Regions from separate parts of the Homo sapiens genome. Here region 1 is linked to region 2. A link is a loop called in an ENCODE intact Hi-C map of the cell type or tissue named here. Cell type or tissue: ascending aorta. All regions are shown on one strand. Links, peaks and the distances in the headings refer to the core of each region. The heading gives the core; the rest is flanking DNA.

Region 1 (2,917 bases), core at 98-2,597, 170 kb before region 2:
ACCTGTAATCCCAGCTACTCAGGAGGCTGAGACAGGAGAATCACTTGAACCCAGGAGGCAGAGTTTGCAGTGAGCTGAGATCTCGCCACTGCACTCCAGCCTGGGCAACAAAGCAAGTCTGTGACTCAAAAAAAAAAAAAAGAAAGAAAATAGAAATGACAATATAGAAAAATGGAACTGACCAAAAAAAGTTTTTTTTTTAAAAAAAGATATTTACTATAGAACTTCTACATTTAAATTGTAATTTCTGCATCAAGGTAGTAACCTTGGGATACTCTACATTTATTAAGAAATAATTTTTGGCCAGGTGCTGTGGCTCACGTTTGTAATCCCAGCACTTTGGGAGGCCGAGGCAAGTGGATCACAAGGTCTGGAGTTTGAGACCAGCCTGTCCAACATGGTGAAACTCCCATCTCTACTAAAAAGTACAAAAATTAGCTGGGCATGGTGACATGCACCTATAATCCCAGCTACTCGGGGAGCTGAGACAGGAGAATTGCTTGAACCCAGGAGGCGGAGGTTGTGGTGAGCTGAGATCGCACCACTCACTCCATCCTGAGCGAGAGAGTGAGACTCCGTTTCAAAAAAAAAAAAGGAAAGAAATAATTTTCAATGTTTGTTTAAAATAATTTTATAAATTCATATAAGGACCCCATATATATATATATATATTTTTTTTTTTTTTTTTTTTGAGGTGGAGTATCACTCTGCCACCCAGGCTGAAGTGCAGTGGTGCAATCTTGGTTCACTGCAACCTCCACCTCCCCAGCTTTAAGCGATTCTCCTGCCCCAGCCTCCCAAGTAGCTGGGAGTACAGGAGTGCGCCACCACACCTGGCTAATTTTTTGTTGTGTTTTTTTGAGACGGAGTCTCGCTCTGTGGCCCAGGCTGGAAGGAAGTGGCATGATCTTGGCTCACTACAACCTCCGCCTCCTGGATTCAAGTGATTCTCCCACCTCAGGCATCTGCCACCATGCCCGGCTAATTTTTGTATTCTTAGTAGAGATGGGGTTTCACCATGTTGGCCAGGCTGGTCTTGAACTCTTGACCTCATGATCCGCCTGCCTCGGCCTCCCAAAGTGCTGGGATTACAGGCATGAGCCATTGCGCCCGGACTAATTTTTGTGTTTTTAGTAGGGATAGGGTTTCACCATGTTGGCAAGGCTGGTCTCGAATTCCTGACCTGAGGTGATTCACCCTGCTCAGCTTCCCAAATTTCTGGGATTACAGGCATGAGCCACCATGCCCGGCCAAGAAACCCAATATGTTTAATTTGTGGTTTCATTGTTATAAAGCTTATTTTAGTCTCAAGTCATATGATTGCTATTATTTAGCTTTATAGTGCACTTTATTCGCCAAATGTGATCCCCAGAGACTTCTGGCTACTTTCAAAAAGTAAGTCCACTCCAAAGTAATTCCAAGAATAGATTTTCCAGTCTTGTCTGAATAATTCACTGCTTAACACCAGAATCTGGCACATAGTAGATGCTCAAAAAACTGTTAAACAAAGGAGTGACTTTCTCAAAAGTTCCAAAGTATTTTAAGAAATGACAACACTGTTGGAAAATCTCTCTAGGTGACTGCTTTGAAGAAACAACATGCAGTTGGTTCATCAAATTACTCTGATTAATCTTTTCAACAAATACTCATTGAGAACCAGGGCTTGCTACATAGTTTGTGGGGCCCAGTGAAAAATGAAAATGGAAAACTCCTTGTTCAGAAAGCAAGAAAAAAGTATTTTTCTTTCTTCTGCAGTCTCCTTCTCAACCTGAAATTATGTTTTATATTTGCTAGTCAATGTCGTGTTCCCTTGGGCATGTGGATATTTGCAGACCCTTGCAGACATTGCAGACTCTGTGAGTGACTCCACAGGTGGTCATAGTGCTCCTCCTGTGCCCAGATTGTTGGTGGGTGTGTGGGGATGTAGAAGGATGGCAGTAGTCACTGAGTAGGGGCAGGAGAGCATCCAGTGAGGTGGAACCAGGCTAGAGCCTAGACTTCAAACCCCTGGTGCATGCTCCATTGTTCCACTGGTCTTCATTTACAAAACACAAATTCAAAAATAAATTATTAAGTATAAGAGGACAACTGCTGAACATTAAATCCCAAGCCCACAGCTCCCTTCTCAGTGCTCATGAAGGTGGTTCTGTTGAGAATCTATTACGTGCTACTCCCTGAGGGTACTATATGAACAAGGCAAAGACTGGTGAACCTTTCTGCCTAACAGGGAAAGCAGACAAGAAAACAGGAAATTACTCTGCACTGGGTAAGGGCATTGATGGGAGTACAGGCAAACCCTGGTAGCTTCATTCCTGGGGTCAGGGAAAGAGGCTCAAACATAGAAACTGCTAGGTGAGACCTAATGTACAAAAAGGAATAAAACTAGAGAAAGTGTGCAGATAGAGGAAACAGCACTCGAAGAACCAGGGGTAGAAGAGAATGGGACATTCCAGGAACTAAAACAAACTGGCTAAAGTGGAAGGTGGGGACTTTCTCCATTATGTTAATGAGTTCCAACATTTTTTGCATTTTTTGAGGGCAGTGAGAGCCATTTGGAGGGATTTAAGGCAAAGTGACTTGATCAGTCTTGTGTTTATGTAAGATCACTCAAACTGCAATGGAGAGAATAAAAGTCCCAAAGGGCAGAATGAGAAAGTTTGGTAGGAAGACCCATCAAGGGCAAAGAAGAGGAAGCAGAGATTGGTTTGGGGATGTATGGGAGGCACTAGATAACTAGAGGGGCTTACACTGGGGTAAGAAAGACCCAGGATACTAAAGATTAAGCCATGAAGAATTCATTTCAATATCAACTGCTGGTAGGCTGGGTGCAGTGGCTCACAACTGTAATCCTAGCACTTTGGGAGGCCGAGGTGGGTGGATTGCTTGAGGTCAGGAGTTAGAGACCAACCTGCCAACA
Region 2 (2,917 bases), core at 106-2,605:
CCTACCAGAAAATAAAGCCAACACTAAGAAGAGCTAGGCCAAGGGAAGGAGAGAGAATCCTGATGGCATTTTGTGAGACCTGAAGTAAGCATCACACCTTGAACTTCTCCGTTACGTGGATAATTTTAATTTCCTTTGTAATTTGAATGAGTTTTTGGCCACTGACAACCAAAAGAATTTTGACTGATACACGAGTAATGCAGTGTATTTAGGTGTTAAGCAAGCCTTTCCAGAGGTTGCCCTTCTACTGTGCTTATCTAAGTCCTATTTTTTTTCAAAGACCAATTAAAATATAGTGTTATCCTTGCAGCCTTTTAGAATCCCATCAGACTTTTGTGAATCCTTCCTCCTTTTAATTTCCCAAAGCATTTGTTTCCAATTGTCAATTATTATCCCTCCTTGTTTGTTTTAAATATATTCACACATCCTCTCTCTTCACATTGATTACAGTAAAATCCCAAGGTTAGGAACCATGTGTAGTAATGCATTCCTTTATCTCGGTGCTTTGAGTAGATTAGGGTTTCAGTAAATATTTGCTGATACATTTTAAGGGCTGCAGTATCTGTGATCCAGTTTTGTGTTCCATCTCAACTAACCCCAACACATGCCCAACATATACACTTACCCTCAACCAAACACATACACACTGTGTACACAGACCCCTAAACATACACATATTCTGAAGTCACTGATGCAGGGTGAGCTCCTTTTTATGTATTGCCATAAAGATCTATTTGGCAGAGCAAAGGGGGAGTGGGGAGAGGGAGAGCATCAGGAAGAATAGCTAATGCATGCTGGGCTTAATACCTAGGTGATGGGATGATCTTTGCAGCTAACCACCATGGCACACGTTTACCTATGTAACAAACCTGCATATCCTGCACGTGTACCGAGAACTTACAATAAAAGTTGAAGAAAAAATAAAAGATCCTATTAGGGAGAGGACAATTCCAGTAACTAAGTTCCTTAGGATTCAGAAATGGCTGAATGACAAGGATAGAAGTGTTTGGTTTCCTCACCCCCATCTCAACTGAAATGAAAAGGAGTGGTGAGGGGAAAAGCCATGTTGAGGAGAAAGGTGAGTCTGACTGAGTAATCTCTAACCCAGGAGAAGGCCTGTGCCCCGTAGCCAGCTTTAGAGTAAAAACAATAAAATGATTTTTTGCTGCATCATAAGTACATGTTACAACACCCAGGCACAGGCCTTGAAATAAATTATACAGGACTTGTAAGCAGCAGGATCTGGGTGGATGAGAATTTTAATAATAATGAAAATATGACTCAGGTCTTGGCTCTCCCCTAAGGCATTTCCAACTCTCTGACCTTGGTTGCATCATTGCTCTGCTGTGTGGAAAGAAGAGAGTGAGCGGAGACCCATGGAGCGAAGTGTTTTTCCTTTCCCTTTCTTCCAGCTTCTCTGGGTGAGTGGGGTGAAAAGTTATATAAGGTGATGTCTACCAGAGTGGTGAAAGAGAAAATCTTCACCAAAAGAGAAAAAATGAGGCTGGGCATGGTGACTCACACCTGTAATCCCAACACTTTGGGAGGCCAAGGCAGATGGATCACCTGAGGTCAGGCGTTCGAGACCAGCCTGGCCAAAATGGTGAAACCCCTCTTCACTAAAACAAAACAAAACAAAAATTAACCCAGTGTGGTGGCAGACGCCTGTGGTCCCAGCTACTCAGGAGGCTGAGGCAGGAGAATCACTTGAACCTGAGAGGTAGAGTCTGCAGTGAGCTGAGATTGTGTCACTGCACTCCAGCCTGGGCAACAAAGTGAGACTGTCTCAAAAAAAAAAAAAAAAAAAAAGAAAGAAAGAAAAGAAAACAAAATGAGTTTTAAAAAAATTTAAAGAATACAGTCAAGAAGTGAGAACACTCAGGGTCTTGAAGTCACTGAGGGGAGGTGTTTCAGTAGCTACTACTATTGCAATGAGTATCAAAGAGAGTCTTCTTGGTAGAATTTCACAAACAGTAATAGAATAGCTCACCTTTACTGTAGATGTATGATGTGCTAGGCACTACATTAACACTTTACATTTGTCTCCTCACCCAACCTCTCCTTACATGTGTGTTAGGCTGTATCAACATTCTGATTTTTACAGATGGGGAAACTGAGGCTTATAGAGAGTAAGAAGCTCTTCTAATACTGCACAGCAAGTGAGCAATGGAAATAGTCTTAGAGTTCAAGATCCTCTTATTCCATCCTTTTAACCTCTCCAAAATATGAAATAAGATGGTACTCAGAGAAATACCTTTGCTCTTTTCCTGGCAAAAAATCTTAGGGAAGGTACACCATAAAGAAACAAACACAGAAGTTCCTCCTGGTGCCTAAAACCCCCAAGTGCCCAAAGTCTAAATAGAGTGTAAACAGTTTGTCCTTACCCACAGTTTTGCTTTCCGAGGTTTCAGTTACCTACAGTCAACTGTGGTCTGAAAATATTACAGTATTTTGAGAGAAAGAGAGATATGACATTCACATAACCTTTTTTGTTTTTGTTTTTTGAGACAGAGTTTTGCTCTTGTTGCCCAGGCTGGAGTGCAATGGCGCGATCTCGGCTCACCACAACCTCCGCCTCCCAGGTTCAAGCGATTCTCTTGCCTCAGCCTCTGGAGTAGCTGGGATTACAGGCATTCACCACCATGCCTGGCTAATTTTGTATTTTTAGTAGAGACAGGTGTTTCCATGTTAGTCAGGCTGGTCTAGAACTCCCAACCTCAGGTGATCCGCCTGCCTTGGCCTCCCAAGGTGTTGGGATTACAGGCATGAACCACTGTGTCCGGCCTTTTTTTTTTGGAGTGCAGTGGCAAGATCTCAGCTCACTGCAACCTCTGCCTCCCAGGTTCAAGCAATTGTCATGTCTCAGCCACCCAAGTAGCTGGGATTACAGGCATGTGCCACCAAGCCCAGCTAGTTT

What was found. Peaks named below come from ENCODE experiments on the same cell type or tissue, not always from the same donor. Only the 100,000 strongest peaks of a DNase experiment are listed, where the experiment ranks them.
Region 1: a loop joins it to region 2, with 2.8 times the contacts of the local background. A loop is called at or near these places in 1 of 110 quality-filtered maps.

Annotation. Positions count from the first base shown.
Region 1 is chr3:27,502,446-27,505,362 of GRCh38, forward strand. No RefSeq gene overlaps it. Among named protein-coding and RNA genes, the nearest start is that of SLC4A7, 20 kb to the left of the region's middle. In ascending aorta, for the core only: no CTCF peak of the experiment used is centred there; a DNase peak (open chromatin) is centred at 1,166; H3K27ac peaks cover 1,984 bases.
Region 2 is chr3:27,676,489-27,679,405 of GRCh38, forward strand. No RefSeq gene overlaps it. Among named protein-coding and RNA genes, the nearest start is that of LINC02084, 35 kb to the right of the region's middle. In ascending aorta, for the core only: no CTCF peak of the experiment used is centred there; a DNase peak (open chromatin) is centred at 1,333; H3K27ac peaks cover 1,440 bases.